3 separate regions of the Homo sapiens genome follow, and regions 1 and 2 are each linked to region 3. A link is an interaction called in ENCODE POLR2A ChIA-PET data of the cell type or tissue named here. Cell type or tissue: HepG2. All regions are shown on one strand.

Region 1 (8,000 bases), 140 kb after region 3:
ATGACAAACACAGTTCCAATAAGGCCTAAATTCTATCCTACTGGATAGAATCCTCTGGACCTACTAAGTATCCAATATGAACCAAATCAACCACCTCAACCATTCATTTTCCTCAAGTAGCTAAAAAGAAAGTGAATGAAAAGACAAAAGGTACTAAAAACAATGGACAACATAATAATCATGGCAGGTGTAGGGGAAGAATGCTCCTACTTCTGGTTGAGTTCTCTTCCTATGGGAGGGCATACAAAACAAATGCCAGCAAGCAAACAGAACCATGCCAAAAGCCCAAAAGGGCTCTTTAGTGCCATTTAAGCAGAACCAAGTGCAAAGCACTCAATTTGAAGATAGCGGCTGAAATTCCTATAGTAAACACAGTGTCACCTAGAGTCCAAAGCCTGTGACATAAGAGGAGAATTGTTAGATTATCAGTAATAACAACATTTATTGGTACTAAACCACACTGGCATTTAATGGTGTCTTTACAGCATACAGTGCCTCTGTATTCAGAGGCAATGTATTTACTGTTAAGAATCATGGCATACTCAAATTAGCTGGGTAGGGTGGAAGGTGCCTGTAATCCCAGCTACTCGAGAGGCTGAGGTGGGAGAATCACGTGAACCCAGGAGGCGGAGGCTGCAGTGAGCCGAGATCACACCACTGCACTGCAGCCAGGGCAACAGAGCAAGACTCATTTCCACACACACACATACACAAATTCATGGCATACTCAAGATTAAAAATACGCCCTATGACAATTTAGGGAAGCCATCCACTAACCACTTACAGGTTACAGAAATCACATGCAGTCAGATATAAAATACAGCATACAGGAGCTGTAGCTTTAGTTTTCAAATTGCTTTCTTTTGCACTTGAATGTCAAAATGCTTTTATCACAAAAGTATGATCTGAACAATTAAATGTCTACCACATTGGGACAGGAAATGCAAACATCCAAATGAGTCTGCACAGAGAATTAGGAGGGCAAACACAGCTGTTCAGGCAGACTACAACTGTTCAAGATAGAATTTGGGCTGAATTCCATGCTAAGACATGCCTAGTCTCAGGATAAGGGCAAATGTTTAAGAATTTAATTGTTTCTCATCAGAAAGAAGTTACCTCTTTGGAGAACTGTTTCGTCCTCCTGTATTAACACGAAACAACATTCTCTACCTCAAAAATACTTTATATAAGACTTTGGTGTTTTCAAAGTCTCTCAAGTATCACTTCTCACTGATCTGCAATGCCCTTGGCTTGATAAGCAAGCTGATAGGTAACTTTTTGTTGCCAGGTGCCCATACAGAATACCGTCATGCGTTATTTAATGACATTCTGAGAAATGTGTTAAACATCAGAGTGTTTACACAAACCTACATGGTATGGCATATTACATACCTAGGGTATGGCCTACGGCTCCTAGGATACAAATGTGTACCGTAATAAATACTTTAGGCAATTGTAACACAATGGTATTTGTGTATCTAAACGTAGAAAAGGTAATGAATGCACTGTTGATGTTACGATGACATCACTAGGCCACAGACATTTTTCAGCTCTCTTATAATCTTATGGAACCACTGTCCTACATGTGGTCTGTCATTAATTCAAACTTTGTTATGTGGTGCACGACTGCATATACATCATAGAAAAGGATAAGAAACTAAAATGATTTTTAAATGGTAAGCCCATTAAAATTGTTCACTTGCCAAAGCAACTCTGCTTCCTCACTGCAAAACCAAATTTTCAGCTCAAAAGAAAACACAAATTGGGCTTTGATCCTGAGGTATACACATACAGAGTCACGGAGGTTTTCTGACAAAAACTACTCAACAGATCCACAAGATTCAGCCCTTTGAGTGAGTATAATGAAGTCAACAAAAACAATTACCCCCATTCCACCACATGTGACTCGTAATCCCAGTATTCTCGAGGTCTGTGTGTATTAACATCTGTGTAAACTCTGGCCCTGCTTGGCACGGGTCCCGACATGTCAGACAGGTTGGCGGACAAAGCTGGACTTGATGTTTGGAGATCTGGCAGTCACTGTGTTCAGAAGCAGCTGGGGGTAAGACCTTGTTTCAGACCTGTTTTCTTCAAACTGCAGAAACAAAATGCACAAAGTCCAAGGAATCATTTACAGAAGGTATATGGGAAGGAAATAATCTTACAAATAATAATGGCCTGAAATATACCTCTGGCTCTCCTACCTACAGCCAATAAATATAGCTCAACTGTGTTAACCAGTGCTTCCTATAACATGAGAAGAAAAATCCCAAGAAATACAGTAAACTGATATTTGCTTTAATCATATTTTGCCAAATATCCTGTTACCTCTGCAGGCAAAATTTGAATGATTTTTGTAAGACAGCCTGGAAGAGAAAAATGGCATTGAGGATAGATACATCAGCATTACCACTAGTTATATATTCTACAAAAGGTATTGGCAAGAAAAATACTTTCTTTTCAGCAGCTTTCTGTAACTTAAGTAGGGGTGCTAAAAGGTTCTAGAATGGCGGCAAAGCTAAGAGTACAACTTGCCATTCTGACTCATATTTGATGAAACCAGGAAGAGAATAAAGGCTTGTTCTCATACATCAAAGCTCCATGTCATCTTATACCAATCCAAATCTTTTGGGGGAACCTTAAGGTAATAATCAGTAGAACCTTGATCACCATTTGAAAGACACACTTGGTTTCATTAAATTTAAAAACAGAAATCAGTAATATTCTCTTTATATTTAATACAGGAGCTTAAAAACTGGTATAAAACAGTAATACAGATTAGCTGAGCTAATGCAAAATTTGACACCGGGGGAAAATAAGTAAGATGTTAGAAATATGCTATCAAATCAGGTTCCTTTCCAATGATGTCTTCCCTATCTCCTACAGCATGTGCTGATTCCCCTCATTATGCATTTAGATGAAATTGTATTGAGTCTCCAGATTGTGATAACGTGAGAAGGATATAACACGTATGCAAGTCTCCTGGCTGAGACAGCATAACTTCAATTTGTATGTGTGTATGTGTTTTAAGACAGGGTCTTATTCCACTGCCCAGACTGGAATGCAGTGGTGTGATCATGGCTCACTGAAGCCTCAACTTCCTGGACTCCGGTGATTCTTTCACCTCAGCCTCCCAGGTAGCTGAGACTACAGGCACGCACCACCACCCTCAGCTAATTTTCTGTATTTTCAGTAGAGACGGTGTTTCACCATGTTGCCCAGGCTGGTCTTGAACTCCCAGGCTCAAGCAATCCTCCCACCTCAGCCTCCCAAAGTGCTGAGATCACAGATGTGAGCCACCGCACCCAGCCATAACTTCAATTCAATTACCAGGAAACATTCAGAAAAAGAGGAAGTGTCTATTTAAAAAGGGGGAAGGGGTACTATACTTCTAAAACATGTCCACAGCATAAAAGACAAATGGAGGCTAAAGAGACATTGCATAAATGCAATACTCTAGACTGTATCCCATACTGCAGGAGGTGGAGGGGGATGCTATAAAAAACAATATCGACAGAACTGGAATTCAGAGGGTATTAAATTATTGTATCAATGTAAATTTGTGAAGTTGGTACATAATCACAATAGTTAAGAGAATATACCTATTCTTTTTTTTTTTTTTTTGAGATGGAGTTTCGCTCTTGTTGCTCAGGCTGGAGTGCAATGGCGTGATCTTGGCTCACCACAACCTCTGCCGCCTCCCAGGTTCATGTGATTCTCCTGCCTCAGCCTCCCGAGTAGCTGGGATTACAGGCATGCGCCACCATGCCTGGCTAATTTTGTATTTTTAGTAGAGATAGGGTTTCTCTATGTTGGTCAGGCTGGTCTCAAACTCCCGACCTCAGGTGATCCGCCCTCCTCGGCCTCCCAAAGTGCTAGGATTACAGGCGTGAGCCACCTCGCCCAGCCCAAGAATATGTCTATTGTTAAGAAATTTTCCTGAAGTAATTAGAAGTAAACAGCCATGATGCATATAATCTACCCTAAAATGATTCAGGAAAAAAATGTGCCCACACGTTTACATGTGTATATATATAGCACACATGACTGCACACTCACAAATGATAAAACAAGCTGGGTAAAATATTACAATAGGTAAACGTGCGTAAAGGGAATAGAGATGCCCTTTGTACTATTTTTATTTACTTTTTGTTGAAATCTTCTTATTTGAAACAAGGTCTCCCTCTGTAGGCCAGGCTAGAGTACAGTGGTCTGATCACAGCTCACTGCAGCCTTGACCTCCCAGGCTCAATCAATCCTCCCACCTCTGCCTCCCAAGTAGTTGGGACCACAGGCGTGGGCTACCACAGCTGGCTAATTAAATAAATTTTTTTTTTGTAAAGATGGGGTTTCCCTATGTTGCCCAGGCTGGTCTCAAACTCCTGGGTTCAAGTGATGCTCCCACCACAGCCTCCCAAAGTACTGTGATTATAGGAGTGATCCACCATACCCAGCTTGTTGAAACACTTTTTTAAATTGTGGTAAAATATACATAACATAAACTTTATGGCCAGGCACAGTGGCTCACTTTGGGAGGCTTAAGAGGGTGGATCGCTTGAACCCAGGAGTTCGCAACCAGTCTGGGCAACATGGTAAAACCCCATCTCTACTGAAAATACAAAAAATTAGCCAGGTGTGATGGTGTCTGCCTGCAGTCCCAGCTACTTGGGAGGCTGAGGCAGGAGAATCACCAGAGACCAGGAAGTCGAGGCTACAGTGAGCTGTGATTGCACCACTGCACTCCAGCCTGGGTGACAGGAGAGAGACCTCATCTAAAAAAAATAAAAACTGCCATTTTATCCACATTTAAACCTAAAGCTCAGTTGCATTAAGTATATTCACATTCTTGTGCAGTAATCACCAGATCATCCATTTCTACAAATTTTTACCATCCCAAATGAAAACTATGTATCCACTAAACACTAATTTTCCCTCCCCCAACTCTTTGCAACCACTATTCTATTTTCTGCCTGAGCTGGCTATTCTAGGAACCTCATATAAGTGGAATCAGACAATATTTGTCCTTTGTTTTGTTTATTTAATTTAGCATAATGTCTTCAAGGCTGATCCATGTTGTAGCATGTGTTAGAATTCCAATCCTTTTAAAGGCTGAATGATATTGCACTGTGTATATATATACACACACACACACACACACACACACACCACATTTTGCTTATCCATTTATCTGCTGATGGACACTTGAGTTGCTTCCACAGCTTGGCTATTGTAAATAATGCTGCTATGAACATAGGTGTACAAACATCTGTTTGAGACCTCGCTTTCAAATCTTTTATGTATATATCCAGAAGTGGAACTGCTGAACCATGTAGTAATTCTATGTTAATTTTTTGAAGAACCAGCATATTGTTTCAACAAGCTGGGCACGGTGGCTCACTCCTATACAGCAACTGTATCATTTTACACTCCCAGGAACAGTGCAAAGGCTACAACTTCTCTACATCCTTACTAACACTTGTTATTTTCTGTTTTTTGCTTGTTTTTATAGAGACAGGGGTCTTGCTTATGCCCAGGCTGGTCTTGAGCTCCTGGCCTCAAGGGATCCTCCCACCTCGGCCTCCCAAAGTGCTCTCAAAATAGACTGTGCCTGGCCTATTTTTTGGTTTTCTTTTCTTCTTCTTCTTTTTTTTTTTTCAGTAACAGCCCTCCTAATGAGTATGAAGTTGTATCTCATTGACTGTGATTTTAATTTGCATTTCCCTAATGATTAATGATGTTGAGCATCTTTTTACATGCTTATTGGCCATTTGTATATTTGTTTTGGAGAATGTCTATTCAAAGCTGTTGTCCATTTTTTGATTGGGTTGTTTTGTTTGTTGACGATGCATTTGTTAACTATACTGTTTTTTTGTTGCTTACAAGCTGCTCATCTTTCCAAGGTAAGCTGTAACTTAGCTACCACACCCAAAGAGAAGCCAGAAGAGATACCTCCTTATGCCCATGGTGTCGGCAGCTAAAGGCTTTCAGAAGAATAGCAAGACTGGGATGGAGATTAATTCTCTATTCCTTAACCGTGACAAACACAATTAATGACATTCCACTCCAAATATATGAGATCAAAAGATTCACATGCTGACTTATGAATTCTCCCACCCAAAAAACTGCTGTAACTTGCCTCTGTTCAACTCAAACCTTCTGAGGTTCCATAAATGTACTAAATGACCAGAAAACAACAAAGTAATTCAAGTACCAAAAGTCTTTAAAATTATTTCTATTTCTTTGATTTTGTAAAACCTGGGTGACATTAATCTATCTTCACTTAATATCAGTTAAAACTGTAAACGCACACACACACAAACACATCAAACATGCAAAAACCAGATGTTTTCTTGTAATTTTTCTTCTTCCCAAAGAAATAAGGTCATCTATGTTGTAGGATTGGTGACTCTGTGACTACTATGCCTGCCTTGACAGCAATGAAAGACACTAGGAAAACCGTAGAGAAAGGTGTAGGTGTGAATATGGCCAAAATAGTAGAAACAGCAGCATGAACCCAACAGAAATGCTGTCCCCAGAAATTTATTACTTTTAATATACTAAACTTTTAAATTCTCAGCCTCTCCTCTGACAGGAAACAGTATCTTTCTCTACATAACCTTTACAGCCACTTTACTCTTCTGGTTAACATTTTATACGTGTAAGACAGCCTTCGTCTGTGGATCTCAAAGCCCTTTTCCTATGCTTAAAAGTGATCTCTCTGTTGGGCTTTTCCCAGCTTTGGTTCATCACTTATAAAACCTGTCTAACTGTGCTTGCAGACTGAAGGGAAGATGAAGTGAGATGATCTTCCAGAAAGGGCTTAGAAACATGAAATGCATGTAAATTTGTATTAAGTAATTACTATCCCCTAGCTCCTTAGTGAAAGCTAATAAGCAGAAACCTATCTTTACAGGCTGGAACCTTCATTCTTTAAAATACAAAAATTATAGTAGCCGTGGTTAATTCCCGGCCACTGAGGGCTAACTCCCAAGTATACATGACATTACAAAATGAGTCCTCATTTCTCCCTGGAAACCATCTGACATATGGAGAATAGCCAACTCCTATTACTAGTCATGTACATTCTCATCACCCAGTCTTCTTCTGCTGTTTCAAGGCCCTGGCATCCTCTGTGAGGAGTGGGAAAAGACTAATAACTAATGAAACTCTTGAGATTCTCCAGTACTTGTCTGAATGACCCTTGAAGCTTTGGGGCTCATCAACTGGGACCTAATTTATGAACTAGCAGATCTGATTCTCCACTGGGAAGACAACAAGCTAACTATTTTTGCAGTACCCCCAAAGAGGTGCTTCACCTTACTGTCACGCATACCAAATAATCTGCTTATAGTAAGAAAGGTATTCACATGAATTTCAAATGGCTGGCCTTCATTAATTATACGGGAAAATAAAACAGAGGATTCTTCAACTGTGACTCTGTAATCTCAGATAGATAAAAGGGTACTAAGAGATTGGGGGTTAAGGGATGGTGATAAAAAGGGGATGTGAAGCCCAGTGTGGTGGCTCATACCTATAATCCCAGCACTCTGGCAGGATCACTTGAGCCCAGGAGTTTGAGACCACCCTGGGCAACACAGCGAGACCTCCTCTCTACAAATAACATAAAAATGAGCTGGGTGTAGTGGAGTACAACTGTGGTCCCAGGTACTTGGTAGGCTGAGATGGAAGGATCACTTGAGCCTGGGAGGTCAAGGTTGCAGTGAGCCATGATCTCACCACTGCACTCCAACCTGGGTGACAGAGCAAGACCCTGTCTCAAAAACAAACAAACAAACAAACAAAAAACAAAAACAAGAGGGGATGTGAAAAGACAGAAAAGGGAGGTCAAAGACCAAATATTATCATTATTATTTTTTTGAGACAGGAGACAGGGTCTTGCGCTGTCACCCAGGCTGGAGTGCAGTGGTGCAATCTCGCTCGGCTCACTGAAACCTCCACCTCATCTCCTGGGCTTGAGCAATCCTCCCACCTCAGCCTCC
Region 2 (8,000 bases), 110 kb after region 3:
CAATGACACCTTGGACTGAGGGTGCAGGCTGGCCTGCCAGAGGGATTTTCTCCTTCCATGTGTGCTCCCTGCTCAGCTTTAGGTCCTCCCTTTGTGACCCTCAGAAAGGGTCTTCTTCCCATACTCTTGTCTCTCTCCTGTAACATTTTTACTTCTAACTCAAGGCTTGTCAGCTTACCATTGGCAGGTGGGGGAGGAGGGAATTCTCTGTTCTGATCAAGTCTCAGTCTCTGTCAGGCCCTTTGTGTCTCTGATTTTGGGGTTATGTCCTCCTTAGTGCTCCTGTTCCTCCCCCAGTTCTGGGCCCAGTGTGTATTCCTGCCCCTGCCCAGGGAAAGTTTTGTTTTGTTCCTGTTTCATTCCCCCAGATGCAAGGGAGCTTCATCCAAGGGGGTGACAGGATTTGGTGTCCTTCCCTCCACAGACTAAGGCTTTTGTCCGGTAGGGGATACAGGGAAGGGTCTGGGTGGAGCACTGTGATCCTTTCACAGTAGCTGCCATTGTCTTCTTCCAGATCTTGAGACATTTTATTAAAACTTTCTCCAATCTTCTGTGTGCTCCCAGTGGGGTTCATGGTGAAAAACGCTGAAAAGGGTAAAGACTACTGCAGTCTCCATGACCCAGTCCCTCACCAGTGTCCACTTGTGTTTACCAGGTAACCAGTGCCCATGTCATCTCTTCCATTTTGTGCCTGTCTCTCCTTAGATTTGAAGCCAGTTGATTGTCTTCTGATCTCAGCTCTCCAGAAGACCTTTTCCAGAAGACCTCTCCCTGTGTATCCACTTCTAAACCAGTCACAACTGCCCGAGTCTCACAGCAGCATGGTGGATATCCCGCTGTCCCTCAAACTGGGGCTCTGTCAACAAAGAGGAAGGGAGGAATGACTCCCTTGGGAGGAGACAACAACATTGCAAGTGATCTAGTCTTTGAAAGGCTTTTAAGCAAGGGACTGAGATAAAATTTATTTATTATTTTTAAGAGAGAGGTTCTCACTCTGTCAGCCAGGTCTCACTGAGAGCAATGTGATCATAGCTCACTGCAGCCTCCAACTCCTGGGCTCAACGTATCCTCCCACCCAGCCTCCCCAGTAGCTAGCACTATAGTCACACACCACCACACTAGTTAATGTTTTCATTTTTTGTAGAACAGAGGACTCGCTGTGTTACCCAGGCCTCAAGTGATCATCGGGCCTTGGCCTCCCAAAATGCTGGGGTTATAGATATGAGTCACTGTGCCTGGACTAGAATATTTATTTTTGAAAGATCTTTGGTTGCAGGTGTCAGATGAATCAGGAATTGAGACGAGATGGGAAGGCATCAAGACCAGTTATCTGCTATGATACTCCAAGCAAGAGAGGATGGTGGCTGGGATGAGGAATTTGGCAACGGGAATGGGAGGAAGTGGATGCATTCAAGATAAATATCCATTTATTAAAAGTAGTTGCTTTTTCACCAGAGTAATACATAAATATAGTTTTAAAAGTAAATACTGCTACTATCTTAACAATAATTTAAAAAATCTCAAAATAACATGCAACTGTTTGATTTTTCAGTTTTAGGCATTAGTTCCCCTTATAAATGATGAGAGTTTAGAGCTTAGACCGCTTGTCCTGTTACCAACACCACCACACATGCCAGCATTTCCCATCACTCCTCTTTCCATTGTCATCATACTGTAATCCTGGTTAGACCAGTATTCAGTGTTTCCATTATGACTACGTAAATTCTAATCACAGCTGAACCAGCAGTATGATATTTAGTTTTCCCTCCTTTCATAACTTTTCCCATTCCTGCTGAGTTAATACTTTTTTGGCTTGTCTTACTCTGCTCAGTTTTCATTTTGTAAACTTTTAAACATTTGAACTCTAGCAAATATACTGAGAAGTGCCCCAAACGTAAATGGAGAGTTTAACAAATAATTATAGAGCAAATACAACATTTAGGTACCACCCCAATAAACACAACACCGAGGACCCCCAGAAGCACCCTGTGTATAGTGGAATGTTGTGTTGTTTCTGGCCATGGAGTCTCAAAGACTGATTCTCAATTTTTGTTGCTTGAAAACAAGTAAACAAGTATTCTCAGCCGGGCACGGTGGCTCACGCCTATAATCTCAGCACTTTTGGAGGCCGAGGCAGGCAGATTACTTGATGTCAGGAGTTCCAGACCAGCCTGGCCAACATGGTGAAACCCTGTTGTTTTGTAAAAATACAAAAACTATCTGGGTGTGGTGGCATGTGCCTATAATCCCAACTACTTGGGAGGCTGAGGCAGGAGAATCGCTTGAACCTGGGAGGTGGAGGTTGCAGTGGGCTGAGATCATGCCACCGCACTCCAGCCTGGGTGACAGAGTTAAGACTCTGACTCAAAAAAAAAAAAAAAAAGTTGGTGTAATCCTTTCCACACACACATATATATATACATAGATGTTATATGTGGTTGCCTTCTGTTCCTACTGATATATATGAATAGTATGGCTGATTGCATTATTGGTTTGTTTCTTCATTCCCCTGTAATAAGACTAAACATACACACCCTTTGCCATATAACCTCATAAAGTTTTCCCAACACAGGCTCTATGCTTCCCTACTGCACTGATGTTGGGCTTGGCTATGTGATTTGCTTTCGCCAATGGGATGATGGTGCTTGTGACACAGCAGAGGCTTGAAATGTGCTTGTGTGATTCCATTTGGTCTCTTCTAAGTTTCTGTGATTCATGAGAAGAGCACGCCCTGAGTAGCTGCTGCAACTTCTGCCACATTGGGCAAACCTGAATCCAATTCACATGGAGGTGTCCAGCCCAGCCGACCCACAACCTGAAAAACAGCTGCTTGGGCTGAACTTGATCTAGATCAGCTGAACTACATACAGTTGCCTTAGAAATTTGTGAGACTAAGACTAGACAGAGAACAAAAGCAAAAGAAAGAAAAAATTTGTCTGCAATGACTGGCTAGGAACCTGGACAGATTCCTGGCAACATAGCTGTGCAAAAGCAGCCCCACAAGCAAAATTGAGCCAGGAGACAGGGTTCTGATCCCAGGCATGGGCCTTGGCAGCTGAAACTTGTTAGGCTGGGCCTCTCCCTCGCCAGTTCAGGCAGCCCCTCCTCTGAGGCCTCATGGACCATTCTCTCTTCTCCAAGACTTCAAGATTCCTTCCTAGTGAGTTTTTCTTTTTTACTTTTAGATGGAGTCTGGCTCTGTCACCCAGGCTGGAGTACACTGACGTGATCTCAGCTCACTGTAACCGCCACCTCCCAGGCTCAAGCAATTCTCCTGCCTCAGCCTCCCAAGTAGCTGGGACTGCAGGCACACGTCACCAAGCCCAGCTAATTTTTGTATTTTTTAGTAGAAACAGGGTGTCACCATGTTGTTCAGTCTGGTTTCAAACTCCTGACCTCAGGTGATCCACTCGCCTTGGTCTCCCAAAGTGTTGGATTACAGGCGTGAGCCACCATGCCCGGCACCTAGTGAGTTTTTCTGTTACTTTTTTTTTTGGAGGCGGGGTCTCCCTATGTTGCACAGGCTGGAGTGCAGTGGTGAAATCATGGCTCACTGCAGCCTCAACCTCCTGGGCTCAATTGATTCCTCCATCTCAGCCTCCCAAGTAGCTGGGACTACAGGCATGCACCACCATGCCCAGCTAATCTGTGTATTTTTTGTAGAGAGGGTTTCATCATGTTTCCCAGACCGGCCTTGAATTCCTGAGCTCAAGTGAGTCGCCCGCCTCCACCTCTCAAAGTGCTGAGATTACAGGTGTGAGCCACTGCACCCAGCCTGTTAAATCTTTTTTTCAATTAATAACAACTTCTTTTACAGACAGGGTCTCACTCTGTTGCTCAGTCTGGGGTGCAGTGGCACTATCATAGCTCACTGCAGCCTTGAACCCCTGGGCTCAAGTGATCCTCCTGCCTCAGCCTCCAGAGTAGCTAGCACTACAGGCATGTGCCACCACATCCAGCTAATTTTTAATTTTGGTAGAGACAGGGTCTCCCTATGTTGCCCAGGCTGGTCTCCAACTCGTGGCCTCAAGCAATCCTCCTGCCTCAGCCTCCCAAAGAGCTGAGATTACAGGCATGAGCCACCACGCCCAGCTTCTGTGACTTTAAAAAAATCTTTTTAGACAGGGTCTTGCTCTGTCACTTGGGCTTGAGTACTGTGGCACAATCACACCTCACTGCAGCCTTGACTTCTTGGGCTCAGGCAATTAATTCTCGTCCTTTGGCCTCCCCAGTAGCTAGGACACAGGCGCACACCACCACACTCAGCTAATCTATTTTTTGTAGAGGTGGGTTTTCGCCATGTTGTCCAGGCTGGTCTGGGACTCCCGGCTCCCAAAGTGTTCCAACCACAGGTGTGTGGGCCTTCCGTGGTATCTTAACCTCATCACCCAGAGGCAACAACAGCTAGTATTCTTCTAGTTTTTACCACCCCCACCACCTCAATCCTGCCCCTGTAGCCTTTCCAAGTGCCACAGCATTGTTTCAGTTTCTATCTTAGAAAGCCCGGGAGTCTGTGTCCTATCTCCCTGGGGGCATTCAAACCCTAGTCCATAGCCTGAGGCCCACCTATACCCAGACCCAGTGTCTTGGAAGCACTGACTTTAATACCCACTTAGGCTGGGCGCAGTGGCTCACGCCTGTAATCCCACCACTTTGGGAGGCTTGGGCGGGCGGATCACCTGAGGTCGGGAGTTCGAGACCAGCCTGACCAACATGGAGAAACCCCGTCTCTACTAAAAATACAAAATTAGCTGGGCGTGGTGGTGCATGTAATCCCATGCCTGTCTCAAAAACAAAACAAACAAACAAAACAAAACAAAACAAAAAAACCCCAGTTACATTCAGGATGAATTCTGCCTTCCTTTTTGCCACCTTGGGATTTCCATTTCTTTCTCTGAAATAGGCATTTGCATTTTTCCTAGGATTTTTTTTTTAAAACAGTTGGAATTATCCCATATACACAATTTTTTCACTTTTCTAATTAACATACATTTCCCCATGGGCTTGTGTCTCACCTCTCAATCCCCAGTGTATAGCAAAGACCAGGCTCAGGGGCACTTACAAATGTTTGTTGAAACCAAAGACATCCTATATTACAGAAATGAACTTTGGAAAGACCAGTCAGCGTGGGTGGGTGAGGAATGCCAGAGACGGGAGAACAAAATGAGGTATACCGTCAGGTTTGAAGGGTTGAGGGTTATGGAGGGTTCTTCATAGGAAGTTCACCATGGAGTTCTTGGAACTGTTCAACACACAGAAGCAAGGTCCTCTCCTTCTAGGTATGGCTAGAAATGTTTATCAATAGCTGAGACTCTGATTCCCAGGGTGGGATCAGGAAGCCAGCCCCAGCTGCTGCAGCATTTTTTTCCCTTTTTCTCATTACAGGAGCCAAGAAAACTGTCAAAGCAGATGATGCAAGAGTGAAGCTGACTCAGAAATACTCAATCCCCCCAGGAACTTCTCTAAGAAATGGACTGACCATCCTGTAAGCTTCCATCTGGAGGTACCTGGGGAAGGGCTTCTCACATTGAGGCCAATAAGAATCCCTAGTGGGCCAGGTGTGGTGGCTCATGCCTCTAATCTCAGCACTTTGGGAGGCCAAGGCGGGTAGACTGTTGAGCTCAGGAGTTCAAGACCAGCCTGGGCAACACGGCAAAACTTCATCTCTACCAAAAAAAAAAAAAAAAAAATTAGCCAAGCATGATGGCTCGTGCCTGTAGTCCCTGGAAGGCTGAGTTGGGAGGATCACCTGAGCCTGGGAGGTTGAGGCTGCAGTGAGCTGTGATGGCGCTACTGCACTCTAGCCTGGGTAACAGAGCAAGACCCGTATCAAAAAACAAAACAAACAAAAAACTTCTAGTGAGTAGAGCGACAGGGAGACAAATCCAGTTTGTAATTTGCTACAGTGCAAAATATCTGGCTTTCCATAGAGGGAGTGGGAACAAGGCAATGCTGGCCTTCATTCAATCAGAAACTTGACTTGTACCCGTTGAAAACCTGTCATGTTTAATGCTTGGATATTTTTTCTTCTAGTAAAGACACTTTACTGCCACCTGCTGGAAAAGAGTCAGAAATTTTCCAAATGCAAACATCTATGGCCTCCCTATAATGTAGCATCCTTTTACTGTACATAGTCTGCACAACTGTACAATTTAGAAGAGAAACCAACATTTGGTGTAACTCTACCATATACCAGGCATCTGTCATAGAATCTGAACAACCGCTCTATGAAATCAGTACTTATACCCCAATTTAACAGATAGGAAATATTGGGACCTCTGGGGAAGGGAGGAAGAAGAGGGTATCACCAAAAAAGGGCAAAAAGGGGGCTTGGTCTGTATTGGCAATGGAAATTCAACTTGGGTGGTAGGATTATGGATGTGTTACAGCTTTCTTTATAATTTGGTACATGCCTAAAATGTTTTACAATAACAATTTAAATCACCTGTGAAGAAAAGATTCAGAGAGGTTAACTGATCAAAAAAATCACACTGCCAGACAGAACTCTGTTAGAGGTAGACCACTTGCAGTAACATTACATTGCTTCTCTAATGGTTAAATTTAGCACAGAATCAAAGGAGAGCTATAAAGTCTAGGAAGTACTTATTTACATAGGATTGAGTCCAGAACATCTTGTGACACCATCTACATATGTTTTACTTGGAGAATAGTCTGAATTTCGTATTACACGTTGAGCATTTCTAATTTGAAAATACAAAATCCTCAAAAATCTGAAATTTTTTAAGCATCAACATGATGCCTAAAGTAAATGCTATTTGGAATATTTCAAATTTCAGATTAGGAATATTGAACTGGTATGTATTCCGCAAATATTCCAAAAATCCAAAAAAATTCAAAACACTTCTGGTCCCAACCATTTTGGATAGGGGATATTCAACCTATATTACACACAGGTAATACAGCAGGGGAAAAGCAGGGAGACTGCAGCATCTAAGTCTACTAAATTGGCCAGGATCATTCCTTAGTCTTCAGATACCTATTTATCAGGGTCTCATTAAATAAAGTTACTTGTCATGTTAGTTCAGTCTGGCCTGTGGCTTGTAATTATAGCTGCAAACTCAAGGGCAAAGTTCTTAGGATTTTGAGATGCTCTTTATGCAACAATACTTCCATTTACTTTGTGTGTGTGTGTGTGTGTGTGTGGGTGGGTGGGTGTGTGTGTGTAGGGAGAGAAAGGGGGCAATGGAGTGGAGAGTGGAACTACAATTTATTAAGCACCTATTATTACAAGCCAAGTAGGGTGTTAAATATTTTCCTCGTGCCATTCCATTCAATACTCTTCGATCCTGAGGGAAAACGAACCCACTTAAAAAAAAAAACAAAAGGTTTTAATGAGGATTGCATAAGACATGCAAGGTCACCAGGGAGTTTACATGCAAGTGGGGAGATACAAAATAATACAACAAAAGTTCAGGTGTTCTGAGGAAAAAGAAGGGCAAGGGTAAGTGATGACAGTGGGGGAAGTCGGATTCAGGATAAACCAATTTTAGACTCATTTTTTGAGGAAGGAACTGAGCATGACCTTACCACACAGCCTTTTTAGTTAAGTGTTTCTTTAACTAGGAAAAGGCCCTGGGAAGACAGGCTCTCTACTATGCAAACCCAATTCCAGTCTTGGGAGAGAATTTGCTGGTGGGACAAAATCAGGTTTTTCAAGAGATGCTTAAATGGTCAATTCTAATTATAACCATACTTGTCAAAAGGTGAAGCAAAGATGAAAGTTAAAAACTAAGAAGAAATTAAAATTCCCAAATCTGTCAACCAATCTCTAATTTTCTCTGCTACTTTAGGACTATAGTAATTAGCCATACCCTGAGGATCTACTTTACAAGATATATTCCTCTGACAGTCCCACTCTAACAATTTAATCTATCTTATGTAAGCTGGACAGGCATTTCAAGTACAAGAAACAGAATTCAAAACGTGAAAACGGAGCCATCTATCACACACGGTGTCGGTTGGAGAAGCATATTGCTCAG
Region 3 (8,000 bases):
CCTACTCCAGGCCAGAGTTTGGGTTCATCCATTTCTTGCCCTCCATGCCCACCCCAGGGTCTGGCATGGGAGTTGGTACCCTATAGGAGTTCTGAACAGACTCAGCTTACGGATGAGGAACAGACGGTGGGTCAGATGCGCGGTAAGGAGGGTCAGGTACACGGCCCATGGGATCGAATAGATTCATGGGTGGGTCTTTAAGACAACCGCCTTCACTCAATCCTAAGCCCTCCCCACAGCTACCACCCTATTTTTTCTCCCCTTTGCAGAAAAGGGCTTTGAGAAAATTGTCTATCCTCGCTGTTTTTAATTAGTCTTCTCTCTCTCTCTCCCTCTGAGACAGGATCTGCTCTCTCACCCAAGCTGGAGTGCAGTGGCGTGATCATGGCTCACTGCAGCCTCAACCTCCTGGGCTCAAACGATCTTCCCACCTCAGCCTCCTGAGTAGCTGGGACTACAGGTGTGCACTACCATGCCTGGCTAATTTTTGTATTTTTTGTAGAGACTGGGTTTTGCCATGTTGCCCAGGCTGGTTTTGAACTCCCAGGCTCAAGTGATCCATCCACCTCAGCCTCCCAAAGTGCTGGGACTGCAGGTGTGAGCCACCACACCTGGCCCTCTTGTCTCTTAAGTCCATTTAATCATGCTTCTACCTGTCACTTCCCTAGTTGAAACTGCTCTTGTCAATTTCAACACATTGCTAAATCCAATGTGTTCAGTTCTCATTCTTCATCTTTTTTTTTTTTTTTTTTTGAGACAGAGTCTTGCTCTGTCACCCAGGCTGGAATACAGTGGCACGATCTTGGCCCACTGCAACCTCTGCCTCCTGGGTTCAAGCGATTCTCCTGCCTCAGCCTCCCGAGTAGTTGGGACTACAGGCACAAGCCACCAAACCCAGCTAATTTTTGTATTTTTAGTTGAGACGGCATTTCACCATGTTGGCCAGGATGGTCTCAATCTCTTGACCTCGTGATCCGCCCACCTTGGCCTCCAAAAGTGCTGGGATTACAGGTGTGAGCCACCGCACCCGGCCCATTCTTCATCTTCTTAACTGATCAACAGTTTGACACAGCTGACCACTCCCTGCTCTTTGATGTACTTCTTTTCACTTGGTGGCCAGGCCTCCACTCTCTGCTGGTTTTCCTCCTTCTCAGGCTCCCTGCTTCTCCCATTCCTGTTGGAGCAGTGAGGACTTGGTCCCTGGAGCTCTCATCCAGTCTCACGTCTATGACTCCCAACACTGTATCCTCAGCCCAGACCTCTCCCCTGAACTCCAGCCCATACATTCAAATACCTACCTGATGTCTCTTTGAGGATGTCAAAAGACATGACAGACTCCACAGAACCAAAGCTGAACCTGGGCTTCCCCCAAACACCTCGCTCCATGTCATTTGATGGCAGTTCCATACCTGTCACCGTTCAGGCCAAGAAACCTTGGAAGCACCTTGACACCTCCTTTTCCCTCAAACTCCACATCTAGACCATCAGCAATCCTGTTGGCTCCACCTTTAAAATATACCCAGAATCCAGTCACAGCTCACCTCTAGCATGGCCACTGCCCTGCTCTGAGCCACTGGAGTTTAAGAGAATTATTGCAACACCTGCTCCCTTGTCTTCCTGTCCTTGCCTCATTCAGTCTATTCCAAGTACAGATCCCTAAATGATTTTATTTTAAAAGTAAGTCAAGGCTGGGCATGGTAGCTCATGCCTGTAATCCTAGCGCTTGAGGAGGCCGAGGAAGGAGGATCACTTGGGTGTAGGAGTTTGAGACCCACCTGGGCAATGTGGCAAAACCCTGTCTGTACTTAAAAAAAAGAAAAAAAATGGCTGGGCATGGTGGCTCACCCTGTAATCTTAGCACTTTGGGAGGCTGAGGCGGGTGAATCACCTGAGGTCAGGAGTTCGAGACCAGCCTGGCCAACATGATGAAACCCCATCTCTACTAAAAATACAAAAATTAGCCGGGCAAGGTGATGCACGCCTGTAGTCCCAGCTACTCAGGAGGCTAAGGAAGAAGAATCACTGGAACCCAGGAGGTGGAGGTTGCAGTGAGCCAAGATCGCGCCACTGCACTCCAGCCTGCATGACAGGAGCGAGACTCCATCTCAAAAAAAAAAAAAAAAAAAAAAAGGTAAGTGAGATCACTTCCCTCCTCTCCTTAAACCCTCCCCTGCCTCCCCATGACTCCTCAGCGTCCTTTCAAAGGCCTCCAAAGCTCCAGATTATCTGAACCCCCTTTACCTCTCTGACCTCATCTCCCACCGCCTCCCTGTCACTGGCTGCACTCCAGCCACATTGACCTTCTCCGATGGCACACCAGTCAGCTAGTCAGCTTCCTTTTGGAGCTTTTGCATGAGCTGTTCCTCTTCCTGAAGAATTTGCCCTTCGGATAGTCTCAGGGCATCCACTGAACACTCCACTCAATACAGCCACTGCCTGCCCACCCAACACTCCTCATCTCTGTACTTACTCTTTTTTTCCCTTGCATTCGTCACCCCCTAACATGTGCTACAATGTACTTATTATGGTAATTATTTCTTGCATGTTTCTTTCTTTTTTTTTTTGAGACAGGGTCTCACTCTGTTGCCCAGTCTGGAGTGCAGCAGCATGATCTCAGCTCACTGAAATCTTGGCCTACCTGGCTCAGGCCATCCTCCCTCCTCTGCCTCCTGAGTAGCTGGGACTACAGGCACTCACCACCATGCCTGGCTAGTTGTTGTACTTTTTTGTAGAGATGAGGTTTCACCATGTTGCCTAAGCTAGTCTAAAACTCCTAGGCTCAAGTGATCCTCCCGCCTCAGCCTCCCGAAGTACTGGGATTGCGGGTGTGAGCCGCTGTGCCTGGCTGCACTTTTCCTTCTAATGGAATGTAAGCGCCACTTTTGTCTGTTATTTTCACTGTAGTATCCCTAGCCTTTGGAATGTTGCCTGGCAAGTAGTAGGTACTCAGTAAATATTTGTTGAAGAAACGGATGATTCTATAAATAGCATGGATTGATATGGGAAAGCTATGTAGGTGGATGGATGGATGCTTGTCGGATGGAGGGTAGATGAAAGAACAGCGAGAAATTCGAATGGCTAGATGGTGGGGATGCATTATAAAATAATAATTCATAGATGGAAAAGGAATGAATAGATGGGTGGAGGGATTTAATCTCTTCAACTACTATTTACTGACCACTTGCCGTGTGCCAGGCACTGTATGAGGTGCTAGAGACACTGGTGAGCCACACAGGCAAGGTGCCTGTCCTAAGGGAGCCTGTAGTTCAGTGGGTGAGGCAGACACTAAACAAATAACAAATACATACATAATTCCAATTATAGTTAAGTGTTCTGGTGGAAAAGAACAGGATGCTCTGGGAGAGAATAATATGGATAAGTGATGGAAAAATGGACAATAAATGGGTAGATGGAGATGGATAGGATCGGGGTTATTTGCCTTAAAGGGCCTGGCTTCAGGACTGGAGCTGCTTTACCTTAAAGGGCCTGTCGGACCACATGTACCATCCCACATCCCAGACCAGCTCTGCACTCAGAGACTGTCCCTCTCTCCCTGCCCTGACTCAGCACCTGCCTGGCCTATCCCCAGTGGTCCTGCCTGACTCTACCTCCAGCTCCCACCCTGCTGAGTCACAGTCAGGCTGGTCAGGGGGCTGTCCCATGTTCAGTCCAGCCCCTCAGCCTTCCTCGACCTGGGGGGGTATGGGGAGCAGCCCAGAGGGGAGGGGAGCAGGTGCCAAGCTCTTGATTCCTGTGCCTGAGCACTGCCCTGTTGAGACCAGAGAGAGAATCTATGGCTAGGGTATCTGGGGCTACAGTTGGGGTTTATCTGGGGCCTGGGGTCACACATGATGGATTAGAGCTAAATCTATCTCCAGGGTTATAACTCAATCAGGAGCTAGAATTCAAATTCAGTTTATGGATCATGTGGGGAAAAAGTGACCAAGACACCGTTCAGTTTGGGACCTGGGTCGGCGTTAGCTGTGGCTACGGCCCAGGGCTTAGTGATCACAGGTCAGACCATGTTCAAGGTTTCAGGCCAGAGTGCAGTTGAAGTGCAAAGTCAGGCAATAGGGTTCACCCTAGGACCACAGTCAAGGATCTGGGTCAGTTAGTGTCCAGGGCACTGGCCTTGTCTCCTCTTCTTTGGGAGAGAAGCCAGGTGGATGAGTTGGATCTAAATGTCCTGAGGAGCAACTTCCAGCTCAAGTTCCTTCACCCAGGCGGCCTAAGCCCTCTCAGCACTGGCCCCAAAGCCTTCCTTCATCCCTCAACTTCCTCCATCACTCCCTGACAGCCTGGCCTTGCTCAGTGTCCCTCGCAAGGCTGAACAGTCCTCATTCTGGCACCTCAGGGGACAGGGTAGGGGTGGGGACTATGGGACAGGGCTCAGTGCTGGACCCAGGAGGGCGCCTTGCGCAAGGTTTTCTGATGCAACTGGCTGAGTGCTTCAGCATTCCACCCCCACCCCCCAAGCTTTTCTCAGAAAGGCAAGGCCTGGGCAGTTATCCAGACTGAACATATAATCCCCTTCCTTCTCTGGCCTTTGATGGCTTCAGGACCTGCAGGCAAAAGGAAGGCAGGAAGGCAGGCAGGAAGGAAGGAAGGTCAGGTGACTCAGCAATGCGTCCAGCACTGGGAGCTGGCAGATCTGGGGCTCCCTCATCCTCCAGCTGAGAGGCGAGAAAGAGAATCAGGATCCCTGGAAGTTTGGAGATCCTAACCCCTTATACATACAAAGCAGCAATTATGTGCCTAAGCCCAGGGAGAGACCTGTAGCTGCCCAAGGTCAGAGGCAAGGTCAGAACCAGACCAGCTGTCTTCAGCCCATGGCTATGATCTAGCTATTTCCACTACACAGAAAGAGAGAACCCTTCACCCTTGAGGAGGACACGGGACTTCCCCAGGAACCTCCCGTCAATCCTGTTGAGGCTCCTGAAATGGTGGAATGACGTGGACTTTGGAACCACGCAGACCTGGGTTTAAATCCCAGGCCAGGCACGGTGGCTCATGACTGTAATCCCAACACTTTGGGAGGCTGAGGCAGGCAGATCACTTGTGGTCAGGAGTTTGAGACCAGCCTGGCCAACATGGTAAAACCCCATCTCTACTAAAAATACAAAAACTAGCCAGGCGTGGTGGCACACGCCTGTAATCCCAGCTACTCAGGAGGCAGAAGCGTGAGAATCGCTTGAACCCGGGAGGCGGAGGTTGCAGTGGGCTGAGATCATGCCACCGCACTCCTAGGTGAGAGTGAGACTCCGTCTCAAAAAGCCACACTGGCTAGCTGTGTAACGCTGGGCAGGTTACTTTCACTCTTTGACACTGGATTTGCTCACTTGCAAAGTGGGCGTAAATGCATCCTTAGCTCACAGGGCTGTGGTGAGGCTGACATGAGGAAGCACTGGAAGGCACAGCTTAGGCTCCACATGGGCCACTCTCAGGAAGTGTGTCCCCACCTCCCCCTTTATCCTCAGCTCTCACTGGGTGTGTTTGCTGGGGAAGGAGGTGCAGCAGCCCTGGGGCCTTGGAAATAATAATAGCCACTCACCCTCCAGTGCTTACCATGTGCTGGGAACTCTCCTAAGCGTGAACTTAACCTGTATTAGCCCATTTAACCCTCCATTTAATCCAATAACAGTTCCCAGGCCAGGCATGGTGGTGCATGCCCATAGTCCCAGCTACTCAGGAAGCTGAGGCGGGAGTATCGCTTGAGCCTGGGAGGTTGAGGCTACAGTGAGTCATGATCACCCTACTGCACTGCAGCCTGGGCAACAGAGTGAGATCTTCTCTCAAAAGAAAAGAAAAGAAAAGAGGGAAGGAAGGAAGGAAGGGAGGGAGGGAAATCCCAATGACAATAAGCAGTTCAATAACCCTACAGGAAAACACTGTCATCAATCCCACTTTATAGATAGGGCTGTGGGTCTGAGTAGCTAAGTGACTTTGTCCAAGACAGTGGACAAGAGACCACACGGATTTTGAGCCAGGCCAGCTGGCTCTGAATCCCACTGTCTCCTCCCTCCTTAAACTAGTGATGTCACTGCTCTGAGCCCTGGTTTCCTCATCTGTCTCCAGGGATAAAAATAGCAGCTTCATGGGGAAGTTTGAGGATGACACAAGATGACGTAAGGGAGGTCCCCACACAGGGCTCCACCCACAGGCATGAGAAGAGCCTTTCTCAGGAAGAATCCCAGGCCGCCCCTGGGGCAACCGCCGGGCTGGCCTTCCTGCCTCTCCTTAGGCCCAGCCTAGCGTGATCTGGATGGTGAGAGATTTCTGCAAAGCCCCCAGGGGCCTCCAGAGAAGGGAGGTGCCCGGTCTCCTAGATAAGGGCTCCCAGAGAGGATCACAGCCCTGGAGTTGCCATTCTTGAATCACCCACTGTCTTCCCCAAGTTGATTGGTCTGAATCCATGTACTTATTTTTTATATTAGTTCCATAATGTCTTCCTTCCAACCAGCTCATCTTTTACTTATTTATTTATTTATTTATTTTATTTATTTTTTTATACAGAGTCTTGCTCTGTCACCCAGGCTGAAGTGCAGTGGTATGATCTCGGCTCACGGCAATCTCTGCCTCCTGGGTTCAAGCGACTCTCATGCCTCAGCCTCCCAAGTAGCTGGGACTACAGGTGCATGCCACCACGTCCAGCTAATTTTTGTATTTTTAGCGGAGATAGGTTTTTGCCATGTTGGCCAGGCTGGTCTCAAACTCCTGACCTCAGGTGATCCACTCACCTCTGCCTCCCAAAGTGCTGGGATTACAAGCATGGACCACTGTGCTTGACCACAACCACCTCATTTTAAAAAACTTATCTAAATTTATTTAACATGGAAATTTTAAATCACTGACCTCAAATAGAAAACTACTATGATTTGCCATAAAGAAGAGGTAAGCATACAATTACATACAAAAAAAGCAGAACCAGGTTATTCCATTCCAGCTAAATCCTGTTTCTTGCTGAAGGCTCCAAGCTGAACTCTGCTGTCTCATTCTTAACAAGAGAGGTGTTAAAAACATAGAAGCTGTGAGGCCGGGCACGGTGGCTCATGCCTGTAATCCCAGCACTTTGGGAGGCCGAGCGAGTGGATCACGAGGTCAGGAGATCGAGACCATCCTGGCTAGCACGGTGAAACCCCGTCTCTACTAAAAACAATAACAACAACAACAACAATCAGCCGGGCGTGGTGGCGGGCGCCTGTAGTCCCAGCTGCTTGGGAGGCTGAGGCAGGAGAATCGCTTGAACCCGGGAGGCAGAGATTGCAGTGAGCTGAGATCATACCACTGCATTTCAGCCTGGGTGACAGAGCAAGAGCAAGACTCCGTCTCAAAAACAAACAAAACAACAACAACAAAAAAAAAAACCATACAAGCTGTTGGCCGGGCGCGGTGGCTCACACCTGTAATCCCAGCACTCTGGGAGGCCAAGGTGGGTGGATCACGTGGTCAGGAGATCAAGACCATCCTGGCCAACATGGTGAAACCCTGTCTCTAGCAAAAATACAAAAATTAGCTGGGTGTGGTGGCACACGCCCATATTCCCAGCTACTGGGGAGGCTGAGGCAGGAGGATGGCGTGAACCCGGGAGGCGGAGCTTGCAGTGAGCTGAGATCACGCCAGTGCACTCTAGCCTGGGTGACAGAGCGAGACTCCGTCTCAAAGAAAAAGAAAAAAAAAAAAAGAAGCTGTTAAATGAGACTTTCTCCCTGAGTCTTTGGAGAAACAGCAAGAAAACTGAAAGGGTTTAAGTGTATCACAATTATGATTCAAAGTTATGTCATACGGTATCTGGAGACCCTAAAACCCTCTGGCACTCAGCCATTGTTGTACATGGTATATTTCAGAAAACACTGACCTCACTGACCTACTCCAACTTTCTCTTCTTATTTTACAGATAAGAAATTTGAAGCCCCCGCAAAGGGAGGTGACTTGTCCACAATCTCACAGGCTCAGTGGCTTCAGCCAGACTTGGAACGCAACCAGAAGTTCTAAGGCATCAT

What was found. ChIA-PET counts read pairs that join two places held together with the same protein. Peaks named below come from ENCODE experiments on the same cell type or tissue, not always from the same donor. Only the 100,000 strongest peaks of a DNase experiment are listed, where the experiment ranks them.
Region 1: POLR2A ChIA-PET joins it to region 3 with 17 read pairs; 3 of 35 experiments call an interaction of 5 or more read pairs at or near these places.
Region 2: POLR2A ChIA-PET joins it to region 3 with 14 read pairs; 18 of 35 experiments call an interaction of 5 or more read pairs at or near these places.

The regions. Positions count from the first base shown.
Region 1 is chr20:506,566-514,565 of GRCh38, forward strand. CSNK2A1 (casein kinase 2 alpha 1) reads right to left here. Exons shown (of 14, transcript NM_177559.3): 3 at 1,886-2,095. The coding sequence starts at 1,986. Among named protein-coding and RNA genes, the nearest start is that of CSNK2A1, 33 kb to the right of the region's middle. In HepG2, a CTCF peak has its summit at 4,194 (motif pointing left); DNase peaks (open chromatin) are centred at 1,849, 2,090 and 4,146; H3K4me3 peaks cover 439 bases.
Region 2 is chr20:473,095-481,094 of GRCh38, forward strand. It overlaps CSNK2A1 (casein kinase 2 alpha 1), which reads right to left. Exons shown (of 14, transcript NM_177559.3): 14 at 1-8,000. Among named protein-coding and RNA genes, the nearest start is that of TBC1D20, 15 kb to the left of the region's middle. RefSeq lists a silencer at 3,106-3,310. In HepG2, a CTCF peak has its summit at 6,056 (motif pointing left); DNase peaks (open chromatin) are centred at 3,697, 5,129 and 6,057.
Region 3 is chr20:367,551-375,550 of GRCh38, forward strand. No RefSeq gene overlaps it. Among named protein-coding and RNA genes, the nearest start is that of TRIB3, 9.2 kb to the right of the region's middle. In HepG2, no CTCF peak of the experiment used is centred here; DNase peaks (open chromatin) are centred at 2,921, 3,581, 4,481 and 6,111; H3K4me3 peaks cover 804 bases.